Regions from separate parts of the Homo sapiens genome. Here all the other regions are linked to region 1. The links are chromatin contacts, found by Hi-C or POLR2A ChIA-PET in ENCODE. All regions are on one chromosome and are shown on one strand. Each heading gives the region's core, a stretch centred on a gene start or an enhancer-like site at or near the end of the contact. The rest is flanking DNA. Distances are from core to core; before and after follow the strand shown.

Evidence for each region. A loop is a pair of places that touch in the nucleus more often than their neighbours do. ChIA-PET counts read pairs that join two places held with the same protein, here RNA polymerase II (POLR2A). Pooled maps may share reads with other maps.
Region 2: a map of CD8-positive, alpha-beta T cell shows a loop between it and region 1 (16-fold over the local background). The contact joins the promoter of CD82 here to the promoter of PRDM11 in region 1. A Hi-C loop is called at or near these places in 8 of 168 maps with a recorded cell type or tissue (B cell, CD4-positive, alpha-beta T cell, CD4-positive, alpha-beta memory T cell and 3 more), 6 of 37 single-sample maps with no recorded cell type and 26 of 50 pooled maps.
Region 3: a map of ascending aorta shows a loop between it and region 1 (2.7-fold over the local background). The contact joins the promoter of LINC02690 here to the promoter of PRDM11 in region 1. A Hi-C loop is called at or near these places in 1 of 168 maps with a recorded cell type or tissue (ascending aorta). POLR2A ChIA-PET finds 5 or more read pairs at or near these places in 1 of 52 experiments (A673).
Region 4: a map of CD8-positive, alpha-beta T cell shows a loop between it and region 1 (21-fold over the local background). The contact joins the promoter of PEX16 here to the promoter of PRDM11 in region 1. A Hi-C loop is called at or near these places in 2 of 168 maps with a recorded cell type or tissue (CD4-positive, alpha-beta T cell and CD8-positive, alpha-beta T cell), 1 of 37 single-sample maps with no recorded cell type and 9 of 50 pooled maps.
Region 5: a loop to region 1 is called in a map of CD8-positive, alpha-beta T cell, with 5 times the contacts of the local background. The contact joins the promoter of LINC02716 here to the promoter of PRDM11 in region 1. A Hi-C loop is called at or near these places in 1 of 168 maps with a recorded cell type or tissue (CD8-positive, alpha-beta T cell) and 9 of 50 pooled maps. POLR2A ChIA-PET finds 5 or more read pairs at or near these places in 1 of 52 experiments (activated T-cell).

The regions. Positions count from the first base shown.
Region 1 is chr11:45,145,297-45,147,996 of GRCh38, reverse strand. PRDM11 (PR/SET domain 11) reads right to left here and starts at 1,358. Exons shown (of 8, transcript NM_001384648.1): 1 at 1,120-1,358. LOC105376652 (a long non-coding RNA gene) reads left to right here and starts at 1,214. Exons shown (of 6, transcript XR_931241.3): 1 at 1,214-2,700. RefSeq lists silencers at 608-797, 878-957.
Region 2 is chr11:44,564,234-44,566,933 of GRCh38, reverse strand. It overlaps CD82 (CD82 molecule), which reads right to left and starts at 1,271. Exons shown (of 10, transcript NM_002231.4): 1 at 1,198-1,271. RefSeq lists enhancers at 183-252, 758-1,258 and a silencer at 1,173-1,772.
Region 3 is chr11:45,750,355-45,753,054 of GRCh38, reverse strand. It overlaps LINC02690 (long intergenic non-protein coding RNA 2690), which reads left to right and starts at 1,447. Exons shown (of 2, transcript NR_183774.1): 1 at 1,447-1,544; 2 at 1,847-2,235.
Region 4 is chr11:45,916,574-45,919,273 of GRCh38, reverse strand. It overlaps PEX16 (peroxisomal biogenesis factor 16), which reads left to right and starts at 1,397. Exons shown (of 11, transcript NM_004813.4): 1 at 1,397-1,574; 2 at 1,781-1,816. The coding sequence starts at 1,463. RefSeq lists enhancers at 1,573-1,642, 1,589-2,341.
Region 5 is chr11:45,770,032-45,772,731 of GRCh38, reverse strand. It overlaps LINC02716 (long intergenic non-protein coding RNA 2716), which reads right to left and starts at 1,300. Exons shown (of 2, transcript NR_027134.1): 1 at 1,018-1,300; 2 at 374-739. RefSeq lists an enhancer at 1,107-1,608.

The sequences.
Region 1 (2,700 bases), core at 109-2,608:
GCTACAGGCATCATGCTCCACAGAAAATTCTTCTGTCCCCAAACCCCCAAAGTTTATAGGGTTTCCAGGTACCAAGAGCAATCTCTCATCATTGCCTCCTGGCCCCACGCACAAAGGGCTGGGTGTGTTTCCTTACAGCCACTCTAAATTATACAGCACAGCCTTTCTCCACACGAAGCAAACGTCTAGGAAAGAGGAGACGTTTCACATTTTTCTCCCCTAAATCCCAGCCCAGCCTGGGGGGTTCTAAGCCCCCATCTCCCAACTGGGCTCTAGACACACACCAGCAATTTTTCACCAGCATCGCCCAAGACATTGGTATTCTCTTTGCAGCGACTCGCCTAGAGCACGCTGGCCTTGACCGGAGAGAGGTCATTGGCCGCTAAGTTTCTGCAGTTTCTGCATAGGAGAGTACCTTGGGGACTGCGAGTGGGGGGTGGAGGCTACGCTCCGGAGAGGTTTCCCGAAGAGTCTACACCGCAACTGACACTTAAAACGCATTCCAGAAATGCCCTCCGGCTCGGCCACGCTTCGCGGGCAATCGCGAACCGCGATGGAGAAGGCTTCGTCGCATCCCAAAGGACGCCTCCCACCTTCATCCCCGAGCACCCCGCAGCAGCCCCCGGCGCGGGGCCGAGGGCGTCCGCGAGAACTAGGCCGGCGGCCGCGGCGAGCCCTCTGGCGTCGGCGTCCGCGCCCCGCCCCGTCCGTGTCACCGCGTTCTCATTCCGAGCGCTCGGCCCGGGCCGCCACTCCCATTGGTCGGCGGCCACGTCCGTCAGCGGGCGCGCCGCTTGCGGAGAGAAAAGGCTACATTGTAACAAGGCGAGGAGCGAGCGAGCTGGGAGGAAGGAGGCGGAGGGCGGCCCCCGGCTCCCGCGGCGGCGGCAGCTACCTGCCGAGGGTTCACCCACCTCGCGGCCACGGCGGGCCGCCCCCCACCCCGCGCCGGCGCCGTCCGGACCCCCGCCCCGCGCCCGCGCCGAGACCCCCGGCCGCCCCCGCCCCCAGCCGCCGCTCCCGGCCCCCGCACCGGCGGCCCCCGCGCTCGCTGGCAAACTGCCGAGCGCTCTCCGAAGCCATTTTCAATGGCCACATTGGCTACCGGGGCTGACTCACCTTCCCGGGAATGCTGCGGCAGCCGCGGGGCCCGGGCGGCGAGAGCGGCCCGGCGGGCGGCTCGGCGGAGGCGGCGCGGCCTCGGCTGGCGGCCCCCGCGGAGGGAGCGGCCGCGCTGCGGGCGCGCTGGTCCCCGGCGAGGCAAAGTTTCAGCGCCAGCCTCGGCGCGGCGGCGGCGGCGACTCGCTGCTGCTCTCCTCCCCTGCTTTGACCACCATCTTATTAGTACAGGAAATGACATGGAAAACGGAAGAAAGCGGCGTTTGGGGCAGACGCGGACCCCCCAATTCAGGGGCCGGAGCCGGGACTCACCAGCCGCGTCCCGACCCGGCCCCGGAGAAAACTCCCGGGGCCCCTTAGGCCCGCGCCCTGCCCGGAGGGGGGAACCCGGCTCTCCAAACCCAAAGGGAGAGGGAGCGTTTTATAATCCAGCCCGTGGAGAAATCGAGAAAAAAATAGATGAAAAAAAGAAAAGGTTAAGAGAGAACTTTCGAACTGGGATACTTTTTTGGGGTCAGAAGTAAAAGTTCTCAAATTTTAATAAAGTCATTGTGAGGGGGGCTCCCTGGCTCTCCCGGTCGCGTGGCTGTCCATTTGGAACCAAATAGTCGGGGGGAGTCGACGCGTTTGGATTTTTAACCCTTTCAGGGCTCCGCGGCTGGCCCCCTCCCGGTCCCATTTAACCCTTTGAATGCTCAGCAGTTTGGAGATACAAACTGAAGTTGCGAGACGCAGGCGTCCCGCGAAGGCTGAGGGTGAGGGGCTTGGGGTTCGTTAAAAATATTAACTCTTTATGTGGGGTTGCGGTTTTGTAGTCACGAATCGCACATGTTCTTCAAGTCAAAATATGTTACAGAGGGAGAGAGATTCTGAGAACTGGAGGGGCTGGTCCCTGGCTGGCTTGGAAAAGATGTTTAAGCGGCATTCACTTGCTCGATTCCTCAGTTTCTCCATCTGTGAAATGGGATTCGACATCACAGAGAGGGGGTGAAGAGGGAAAGACTGGGCCGGGGGTGGAATTGTCACAGAGTGCTTGAGTGCTTGACATGCTTTCCTGAGCGCCTGGAAAACTGACAGGTTGCGATGGGGCTGGAAGCCTTGGAGGAGGGCAAGGGACACTGCAGGGTGGCGTAACCAGGACAACCATTCCCCAATCAACCCCTTTCTCGTGGCGTCCTCTACAAGTCCTGTGGCCCAATGGCGACGTCTCTCCTACCAAGGGAGGATGCTCTGTGCAAGCTCCAAAATTGGGGCAGTAAACCCCAGTTGGTGATTCCCAGGAAGGCACCTGGGCGAGGCGCTGTCCAGTGCTTTCCCCAAACATCCACGAAGCCCTGCAAGAGTTGCCCAGACGGCCCCCAGAGGGTACTACCCCAGGGAAGCCTCCTCCCAAGGCGGAAGGAGTTCCGTGTCAACCTTGCTGCTGGCGATCCGCAGATGGGCGTTCATGGTCAGATGGGCGTTCATGGTCAGATGGGGGTGCTCATGGCTTTTGGAATCTGGATGTGGAGCTGGAGGCGGTGGGGGTGATGAGGGAGGGAGCACTGTGGGTACCACATCATTTGTTTCCCTTGACTCTGG
Region 2 (2,700 bases), core at 22-2,521, 580 kb after region 1:
AAAACTCAGCCACTCTTTGTTCCAGATGACACAGTCCTCATCCCTCAAATAGAGTGATGTTGGTGGCAGGTGGCAATTTCTGGCTTTCACAAGGTCAGGAGGGGCTGTAGCCAACCCCATCTCTCCAAGAAAAAAAAAAGGCTCATTCCCCATAGGAAGCAAGCCCATCACCTGCCCACCCGCATCAAAGCAGCTGTCACAGAGGGAGGTCTCACTGGTTTCCTGGCACCTTGCTAAGTAGTGTATACACATTATTCTATTTAGTGCTTGCTCCTGCTATTGGATATTGTCATTATCCCCATTTTACAGGTGAGGAAACTGAAGTTTGGAGGGGGAATGGAATCCAAATCAGTTTGATCCCAAAGCCCAAGCCTTGACCACAGAACTATGCTGCCCCGCTACTGGGGCCCAGCACAGAGCACCCACCACCTCCAGGAACAGAACCCGTCAGCCAAGAAATTAACCCCGGGTATGCTTCAAGGGCCCCTGGGGCCCTGGGCTTGACCCTGGGCCCAAGGATTGGTGGGGTTTTCCCTTCTCTTCCCCACTCACCAGTGTAAGAACTGTTCCCCAGTTTCCAACCTCCTGCTCAGGCCAGCTCACCTGGAAAAGCCCCACTGAGTTTCCAACTTGAAGTCTTAGGGGGTCCGGCTCAGTTGAACTGTTAGAATTGGTGGGAAGCAGGTGAGGCGGGAAATGGAACCTCCCTGCTTTGGCCTCCTCTTCCCCAGGGTTGGTGGGTTCGAGCCCCAACCGAGGAAACAGTGCACTCTTTAAAGCAATTCGCTTCTCTCAGTCCCATTTTGCAGGGAGAGAAACTGCAGAGGGCAACGCGATGGGAACACCTGTGGCGACCTGCAGCCTGCTCTCACCTGCCAGCTCTCACCTTCCGGCGTTTTAAGTGAGAAAGGGCAACGGGAGCGTGGAATTCACCTGGTTCACTTCCTCCTGCTGGAACCCGGGAGGTCCAGAGCCAGGTAGAGGGACGGACCCAGGATCACGCAGCTGTGCACGGCCGAGTGTGAGAACTGGGGGTTCAGGACTGGTGGCTAAAGCTCCTTTTCACCCACCAGCTGCCCCGACCTGTCACTAGTTCCGAGGAAAGTTGTCCGAGCCGGACCGCAGAAGCGGGGGCTAAAACTAACTTTGCCTATGGTTGTCCGGCAGGCTACCCCGGCCCGCTGCCCCCTTGCTCACCTGCGGGTTCTGCTTTCTGCTCCGCGCTGCAGGCCCAGCGTCACCCGCTCGTGCCTCAGTCGGCGTCGGACTGCACAGCCCGGGGCTCAGTCACTCCTCGGCCCCCTCCCGGCTGCAGCCGGGGAACGCCGCGGACTCGGCAGGCCCCGCCCCCAGAAGACACGCCCCCTCCGCCGGCCCCGCCCCCGAGCCCTTTGGGAAGGCGGTGCGCTCCCGCCGGCCAGGCCCCGCCCACTATGGCCGTACCCCAACCAGCCTCGCCCCCGGGCCCAGCTGGAGCTGAGGCCCCGCCCCGCTACGGAGTCTCTCCTCTATCCCGGCAGCCCCGCCCCCAGGTTACACTGGGGATTAAGCCCGCCCCGCTCCAGCCCTGTCCACTCACGGCGCTGCCTAACGGTCCCGCCCAGCTCCCGCCTACCTCGTCCTCCCGGTCTCCTCCCGGGCCCTCCCAGCGCCCCCGCCTCCTTCACTTTCTCCTTCGAGCCCACCCCATCCCCCGGCCCTAGTAGGGTGAGGCCACGCCCCTCCCCGCACCAGCCTGGGCTCAGCGCCTTCCTAATCCTGCCCTGCCCTGCCCCTCTCATCTCGGGCGGGTAGCCCTGGGGCCCCCACGCTGGCATTCCAGGGCGGGTGTATCCGGGTGCCGCCGGGGAACGGCGTGGGAGCGGTTTGTGTCCTAAGTCGGGGCCTCTATCAGGAGGCGGCCTGGGCCCAGGAACTTTTTGAAAATACTGACTACCATTGATTGAATCCTTGCCAGGGGCCAGGCTCTATGCCAAGCGCTGAATACAGTTCTAGCCCTTGAATTCCCACAACTCATGGGTACTCTCGTTGCGCCTATTTTACTAATGCGCAGTTTAAGGCTCAGAGAAGGGAAGTCGAGGGCTCTGAATCTCATGGAGGCGGGCGTGAGCGGGATCCAGCCTCAGGTCCTGAGTCACAGGCTTGAGCTGCCCCAGCTTGCCTGGACTGGCCCCTGGGGAAGTAGCCCAGAACAACCAGTGCTGGGGCAGTGCCCAGCAGCTGCCTGAGGTGAGGGAGGAGGTGTGGGTTGATGAGAATAGTGGCAGGAGGGGCTGTGGGCCTAAGCCCTCAAAGCTGGCTTTCTCCCTGAAGAAAAAGTGGCCCAAAATTGAGGTGGGCTGCAAGAGCTCTCTAGGTGGCTGCGGTGCCCACCCTGCGTCCCAGCCCTCTGCCCTCCCAGGCTCCAGAGGACTAGCCTCAGGCAGATTACCTGGTTAATGACCAGGGGCATTCACCTGTGCAGCTGACAAAGCTCTTTCACTTCCATTATCACAATGTCCTCTCACAACACACCGTTGTGGGAGGGTATGATTATGAGCGCTTTGTACGAGTGGAGTAAGGGCGGGAGCTGGATCCCAGCCCAGCACTGTAGTTCTCACAGCGTGGTCCTTGAACCAGGAGCAACATCATCTGGGAACTTGTTAGGAGTGCGTATTTTGAAGCCCCATCCCAACTTACTGAATGGAAAACTGTGGGACA
Region 3 (2,700 bases), core at 198-2,697, 600 kb before region 1:
ACGTACTTGATTTTCATCACTATAAATCCCATTGTATGACCAATCATCCCAAACATTTAGCATTTTCCTTAAGTTATAAAAGTAAACCAGGCGCGGTAGATCACTCCTGTAATCTCAGCACTTCGGGAGGCCAAGGCGGAGGATCGCTTGAAGCTAGGAGTTCAAGACTAGCCCTGGCAACATAGCGATAATCCGTCTCTACAAAAAATACAAAAACACTTTGGGAGGCCCAGGCGGGTGGATCACCTGAGGTTGGGAGTTCAAGACCAGCCTGGCCAACATGGCGATACCCTGTCTCTACTAAAAAATACAAAAATTAGCCAGGCGTGGTGGCGGGTACCTGTAATCCCAGCTACTCAGGAGGCTGAGGCACAAGAATTGCTTGAACCCGAAAGGCGGGGGTTGCAGTGAGCCGAGATAGTGCCACTGCACCCCAGCTTGGATGACAGAGTAATACTTCATTTCAAAAAAAGGAAAAAAAAACCCCCAAAAACAAAAAAACTAAACAAATACAAAAAATTAACTGGGCAGGTGGCACACACCTATAGTCCCAGCTACTCAGGAGGCTGAACTCAGGAGGCTGAGGGGAGGATTACTTGAGCCTGGAAGGTCAAGGCTGCAGTGAGCCGTGATGTGCCACTGCACTCCAGTTTGGGTGACAAAGCAAGAGCCCGTCTCTCTTGGGGGCGGGAGGGAAGCGCACTCTTGTAACATCTCCAAATGGTTGAGAAGTAAAGTGAAACGCCCCCCTTCTCTAACCCTATTGGTCAGTCCTGCGACTCCTGGGTAATGGCTGCTAATGGTTCCTTATGTGTTCTTCCGCCCGTACGCCTTTGCATTTTCAACGTGTATGCATGTACCAAAATTGATGTAACTGGCCTCCATTACGGGACATTTAGGTTGTTTTCCATTATCTACTGCTGTAAATAATGCTGCAAAGATCACCTTCAGATTCAAATATTTCTGCAGGCAGCGTCTTAGAAATGGGATTGCTGGGTCACAGAGAACATCCACTTAAAATTTTTAATGAACACTGCCAAACCGTCGTCAGGGAAGACTTCCAGCAAGTCTCGTACTGATGTGGAAATATCTGTTCTCCTCCTTTGAAAGTGGGTCTGGATCTTAATTTGTCGCTGTGGCCCTGGCATGTAGTAGGCTCAGTAAATGCTTGCTGAGTGACCCTACGGGTTATCAAGCCCTGGCTCTCTATTTTCTCAGAAAAAAAGCAGCCCTTCTGCCCCTAAAAAAAGTCTACAAAGTCAATCGTGAGACCAGACCTTGACCTGTTCCGTTTGGCGCTCTGGATTGCGGAGCATACCGAGGAGTCCTGGGTACTTTCTTTGTTAAGTGGGGTGTGTGTGGTTTTTGTTTTCAAAGCTGGCCTGGAGGCTCTGGGTTGCCATGGCAACTGATGAGCAGGGCCGCCTTTTCCCTTCCCTCCATCTTGGGAGCCCTGGTTGCCATAACAACTGATTGGTCCTCTCCTCTTCCTCCACCTCTGCCACAGGGCTCCAGCTTCCCTCTGGGGGCACCACTGTTCTTAGGTCTGGGGCAACCCTGATTTCACTTGACCCATGTACCTTGGGACCCTCTTGAGAGGAGATGTGAGCGAGGCCATTACTGGGGAGGGTGACGGCAGAAAACAGCATGGCCACTGGGAAGGGGAGAGGGCTCAGGTGGAGGAAGAGTGAGGTTCCCTGCTCCGACCTAGCTTGGGAGAATCAGTGTTGCCTGGGGACCAGAGGGGGAAGCAAGTTCCTCTGAGGTTCAGGGGTGGTTTTGGGGATCAGTGAGTTACAGGGACTGTGAGGTCTCAAGCATTCTTCCTCAACATTTCCTGTTGTAGATGGCAGAGCAGATGCAACGGCACCCCTGAGCTGCCCTCAGGGGGTCCTCAGCCTTGGAGGAGGCAGGAGACCTGGGCTATGGAGCCACTCACAGGCCCTACTGAGAACAACTTGGTGTCCATCACAGTCCTCTTCAGAATGCCCAGAATATGGGGATAAGAAGGTGAAACCGGCATGTTTATTAACACAATGGAATATTCTGTGGCCAAATCAAAGGAAGACGTTGAGGATTCTGGTGACACCTGGAAACGTACTGCTAAGGGAAAAAAGCAGGACCACAATGTTATGTGGATATTGACTGCGACTATATATAATGCCAGCGTGGACTTCTCAGAGATGGAATTTGGAGGAATGTAATACAGATGCAAATAGAGTTTTCCCCACATTGCCTTCTCCCGCGGTGTTTCTTCATCTCTGTCAACAGCCTTGCCACCTACTCTGTTGCCCAAACCAGAAACTTGATTCAAACTACACTTCTCCCTCTGCCCTCATGCCCCGTTCCTGTTAGTCACAAGTCCTGCTGGTTCCAGCTCTGAGACAGCTTTCAGAGTACTCCTCCTCCTGTTCCCACATTCACATCCCTAGGGGACTCTCTCCTCCCAGCGTGTCTGTTCCCCCGCATGCCCCCCACGCTCTGCTCCCCTGGCACCTCTGCCATGCTGCTGCCCCAGGGCAGATGTGGCCAAGGGGCTCCTCTCCTCCCACTCCTCGTTTGCTCCAGGATCAAGGACACACTTCTTGGCCCATTGAAGGCCCTTCCGGATCCACTTCCTTAGCCTAGGCTCTAGCTTCTCCCTGCTTGCAGCCATGCAGCAGGAGGCTCTCTTTATTCCTCTTTGCCTGTGAAGATAGC
Region 4 (2,700 bases), core at 148-2,647, 770 kb before region 1:
CTGGTCACCTTTCCCTGGGTCTTCGTTCTTTGATGTGAGAAGAGGGCAGCTTTAATCCCCCACCTGATAGAGAAGAAAACTAAGCTGTGGAGTAGGGTGGAGTGAGGGAGTGGAAGGAAGGTTGTGGTTTCCTGGTGAGGTGTGATGCTTAGACCTGGTCTCTAAAAATAAAATTAAAGTTAAAAAAAATGAATTAAAAAAAACCGCCTAGTCTCTGAGGTCAGAAAAGACCAACACTCAAATTTTGGCTGGGCGTTCTTAAAAGGATGCTTTCTTCATCTGGAGATATCTGGTGGAGAGGATTAGGTAAAATAATGTATTACTATTCTCAGGGTACCATAAATCCGCTGGCCCGCTCCCTCAGGCCACTGGCCCACGGCTCCACCCATGTCACGCCCCTTTCCCCGCAGCCAATCAGCGCTACCTCCCCAGAGCGCCCGTTCCCTCCACCACTCGCCGCAGATCTCCCGGTGCCACCCGTTCCAGGGAGGCTGCTTGGTTTGGGAAGATACTCCCCAGGGGTCTCCCCTTCCCTTGGGGGCGCAGCTGAGGACTGCGAGGTGCGTCCGAGGGCCAGAAAGCTGAGATCGATTCTGAGTTCAAGGATCAAGTCTGCCCTCAAACCATTTTACAGATCGGGAAATCCGAGACCCAGAGAAGGGATACTCCCGCCCAAGGGCCACCGAGCCGAGAGAAGCCCGGGCCAGGGCTTTCTTCGCGTATGTGGGAATGCAGGCGCGAGCCCTTTGGGGGGCACAGTCCATACGGGAGCTGAGGCCGAAGCCGGAGCACTAACTGTGCTGTCTAGGGGATCGAGACGGCACTAGAGGGCTGGACTCCTTACTGCCTCAGTTTCCCCAGCACTACCTTTGTTGAGGAAACGGAGATGGGGATACTGGCCGAACGCGCGCCTGCTGAGACACAGTGCAACTGTATTTAGACGCCCCGCACCTCCCCAAATCTGATCGAGGCTCCTTTTTTCAAGCACCCGCTATCTCTCAGCCCTTTAAAATCCGGCCCTGCCGTTCGAGTCTCTCGGCGTTCCATTGGAAAGACTCGGGGCTCCAGCTCCCTTCTCTAGAATGAACTGCTCTGACTGCCGCCCGGCTTTACCGGAGCTTTAACTGCGCAGGCGCAAGGGCAGCCAACCCGGTAAACGGAAGAGCTGGGTGCTGACGGCGCTGGGCGGGTCAGGGGCGGAGAGCGTGCTAACCAATGACTTGAGGGAGTAGGGGGCCGGGTTTGGGCCCTCAGTTGCTAAGGGCTACCCGAGTGGGAAGCGGTTCAAGAGATGGGGTGAAGGGTGGTTCACCGGTTCTTCAAGTCCTCAGCCTTCTGGCCCGCGGAAGTTAAGCAACCAAGAGGCGGGCCTAAGACCGGAAGCAGGAAGGAGGGCGCAGGAAGCAGGGCGCCGCAGCCTGTCGTACGGTCCTTCTGTGGGTCTGTCGGTGCCGAGGGCAGGATGGAGAAGCTGCGGCTCCTGGGCCTCCGCTACCAGGAGTACGTGACTCGTCACCCGGCCGCCACGGCCCAGCTGGAGACAGCAGTGCGGGGCTTCAGTTACCTGCTGGCAGGTGCCACCCTGACCTTTGATCAGTTCCTTCTGGGCCCTGACCTATGACCCCAGTGGCCCCCTTCCCTGCGGAGTCAGGGTAGTGATCGCTGTGCTTGAGAAGACCCGTCCAGGTTCCCAAAGGGCGTAGGGAGGGGATTTCCGGGACCCGAAGACGAAATGTGAGGCAGATGCTCACTCACACCTCCTTCTGTACCCTCTCCCCAGGTCGATTCGCCGATTCGCACGAGCTGTCAGAGCTGGGTGAGCCGGGCTCTGGGGGTGGGGGATGGGGGATCGGCTGCCTGGCCCCTGGTGAGTTCCCCAGAGAGGGTGAGCACCCCAGCCCGAGGACCTGGGCTGCCCGTTAGACACCTTGTGCTATGACTGAATCGGCACAAGGTCTGTTGTTCATTGTCCTGGGCCCTCCATGTCCCTAAGTCAAGAGACACGTCTGGGGACCTTATCTGAGTATTCACTACTGGCCAGGCGCTGGACTAAGTGCCTTTCTTACCTTTACTTGTTAATCCTCCCTACAGTCATATTAAGTGGTACTTATTGTCATCACTGTCCATTTAAGGAAGAAGCTCAGTGAGGTTAGAGAACAGTCACTGATGGTCCCAGAACCAAGATTCAAGTCTAGATCTCCCAGATTCCAGGATTCCCAGATTGTAACTACCTCAAGAGTGTTTGCCCAGTGACTGCTGTCACAGTCCTGAAAGAATGCACTGGGTTTTGAAAAGCAGAGGTGAGGCCAGGTGCAGTGGCTCACACTTGTAATCCCAGCACTTTGGGAGGCAGAGGCAGGTGGATCACGTGAGGTCAGGAGTTCGAGACCAGCCTGGCCAACATGGTGAAACCCCATCTCTACTAAAAATACAAAAATTAGCTGGGCATGGTAGCAGGTGCCTGTAGTCCCAGCTACTTGAGAGGCTGAGGCAGGAGAATTGCTTGAACCTGGGAGGCAGAGGTTGCAGTGAGCCGAGATTGTGCCATTGCACTCCAGCCTGGGCAACAAGAGTGAAACTCCGACTCAGAAAAAAGAAAAGTGGAGGTGGAATAGACCCTCAGGAACAGGCTGCCAAGAGAGAAAGGGCCAGGAGGTGGGACCGTGTATCTGTGGCAGTTCAGAGAGCGATGGGCAGTTG
Region 5 (2,700 bases), core at 51-2,550, 620 kb before region 1:
CATTAAGGCAAAAATATGCCACAATTGGAGTAATGTATGCAACCTATCCTTTCTACTTTGCATTCATTTCTCTGGCAAAATTAGTCAGAAATTATGCACGCTTTGAATTATGCAAGTTTTTCAGGACCACATGCTTTGCATAAAACTCTACTGCCCTGAGGTTCTCAGTGGGTGGAAGAATGAGTGACCATATTCTAGGGTTATCTTAGGCCAGGCCGTTGTACCCTCCTGTCCTAGGTGGGGATGAAGTGACCTCATGTGTAAAATGGGACCGTTGGACTGGCTTGTCTTTCTTTCCTTATTAGACTATGTCGAGACAGGCACCATTATATTTCTGCCCCAAAGGTGTCTTTTTCTGGACGGATCCCACAGCTGATACCAAACTTGTCTTTATTAACTGTGAGGCTGGCCATTCAAACACCAGGTGCCAGAGAGGGTCCCTCACTCATCGGAATCCGGGTGGGATGAATCCTCGGAGGCAAGGTCCCTCCACCTTCACCCTAGAGTCACACAGAGACTTGCCCTGGCGGCTGGTGACAGGTGGGCGGGAGAAGAAAAGGCCCCTGGGGAGCAGGAGAAAGCCAGGTGCCATGGGGACCCAGCGCCGCTGGAGGGCAGCACCAGCACACAGCTGAGGCCGCCTCTCCCGGAGCCCGGAGGGAGCTGGGTTCCGGTCGCCAGCGGTGCCCGGGTGAGCAGTTCACCCTCACGTCCCTGCTCTGACGAAGTTTCCATTCTTCTGGAGAAGACAAAATAAACGTGAACAAATGAACAAGTGTGCATTGTCAGGCAGCAAGTGTTGGTACAAACAAGATAGTGGTGGGGGTGGGGACACCGTTAAATAGGGGCCAGGGAGGCCTAACCCGGGAGGGGATAGCTGAGATGCCACTTGAGTGGAGAAAACAGTCCGAGATCTGAAGGTGTTCATGGAGAGGGGAAGGGGCCCCTAGAGGAGTCGGGAAAGCCTGGGTCAGGGAAGACGAGAAAACTGAGGAACAGAGAAGCCAGGTAACTTACCCAGGGTCATAGAGCCGGTGAGCTGGGGACAGCGCCTGTCAACGCCCCAGAGCCTTCCACGGCACTGGTTTCTCCGACCTTCCTCTCTAAACAGGACCGTGACAGTGACAGTTTCTGCCCCACTCCCCATTTCTGACCGCAGTCCCCATAAGGAAACAGGGCAGGGATCACTGGCTGTGAGCCCAGCAAGTCCCCTCCCGTGGCTTTCTCAGTTATTAAATGGAAGGGTGGGTCCCCCCATAACTCCGAAGCTCCCCTCTCTAAGCGTCCGCGGGCCGGGAACGCCTGAATTCTGGCTCCCGAGCACCTTCTTGTGGACAGTTTTGGAATCACACGCTCAGCGAGAAAGGGTCGTGGGAAAATGGTCTGTGCTAATTTCGGAGAGGCCAGTGGATTGGAAGGTTATCACTGAGGGTGGGTGCACGTGTGTGTGTGTGTGCGCGCACGTGCATGCGTGCATGCATCTGTGTGCCTGTGTGTGTTGGTCTGTGTGTGAATGTACCTCTGTGCGTATCTGTGTGTATGGTTGTGTGTGAGCACATACTGCCCGAGCCTGTGTGTGTGTGAGTGTGTGTGTGCACTAATGTTTGTTTATATGGGCACAGGCACACACATGTCCATGTCCATGTGTGTGTACCTGCATCTGTATTTTTTCGTCTGGTGTATGGGCTTGTTTTTGTGTGCCTGCATGCATGTGCCCATGTGCGTGTGTGTTTTGGGAACTGGGACACAGAGGATGATATGAGAAGTCCCCAGTCTTTCTCACAAAGGCCTAACCACTCTCCCTGAAGCCAGCTTTCTCCCCTACTTGCTTCTGTCTGCACCATCACCTGAGTTCTCCCACCTGAACTTTTCACCGACATTTTTGATGATTTTTCTGTTTTGTGTCCGTTGAGGCTCATTTGAATGTTACAGATCATAGCTCAAGAAATGATTCTCAGGCCGGGCATGGTGGCTCATGCCTGTAATCCCAGCACTTTGGGAGGCTGAGGCAGGTGGATCGTCTGAGGTCAAGAGTTCAAGACCAGCCTGGCTAACATGGTGAAACCCCGTTTCTACTAATAATAACAAATTAGCCAGGTGTGGTGGCGTGTGCCTGTAATCCCAGCTACTCGGGGGGCTGAGGCAGGAGAATCACTGGAACCGGTGAGGCAGAGGTTGCAGTGAGCTGAGATCCCTGGGTGACACAGCGAGACTCCGTCTAAAAAAAAAGAAAGAAAGAAGTGATTCTCCTCTAGTCTACTCACCCAAATCATGAGTTTCACTTCTCAGGTGGGCTGATCACCCACTGTCCTGTTGAGACCTGGGGACTTGTACAAAGTCGTACCCTGGAGGGTTGAGCAGAAAACCAGGCACATAGTAACTAAGACAATGGCGCGTTAGCAAAGCACTCCACACATCCCGTTCACATGTGTGTCTTACTTGACTCACAAACTGATCTTTCATCCTTTTTTTTTTCCTTTTTTGTGGTGAACAGGGTCTTGCTATATTGCCCAGGCAGGTCTCAAACTACCGGCTGATCTTTCAAGCCTAGGCAAGGTGAGGCTAATTATTCCCATTTTACAGATGAAGACACTGAGGCTCAGAGAGGGAAATAATGAAAATAGTACTGCAGGAACCATCTAACCAATATGCAAACTCTCTCATCCAGTTTTCATAACATCATCAATTCCCTTCTTTAAA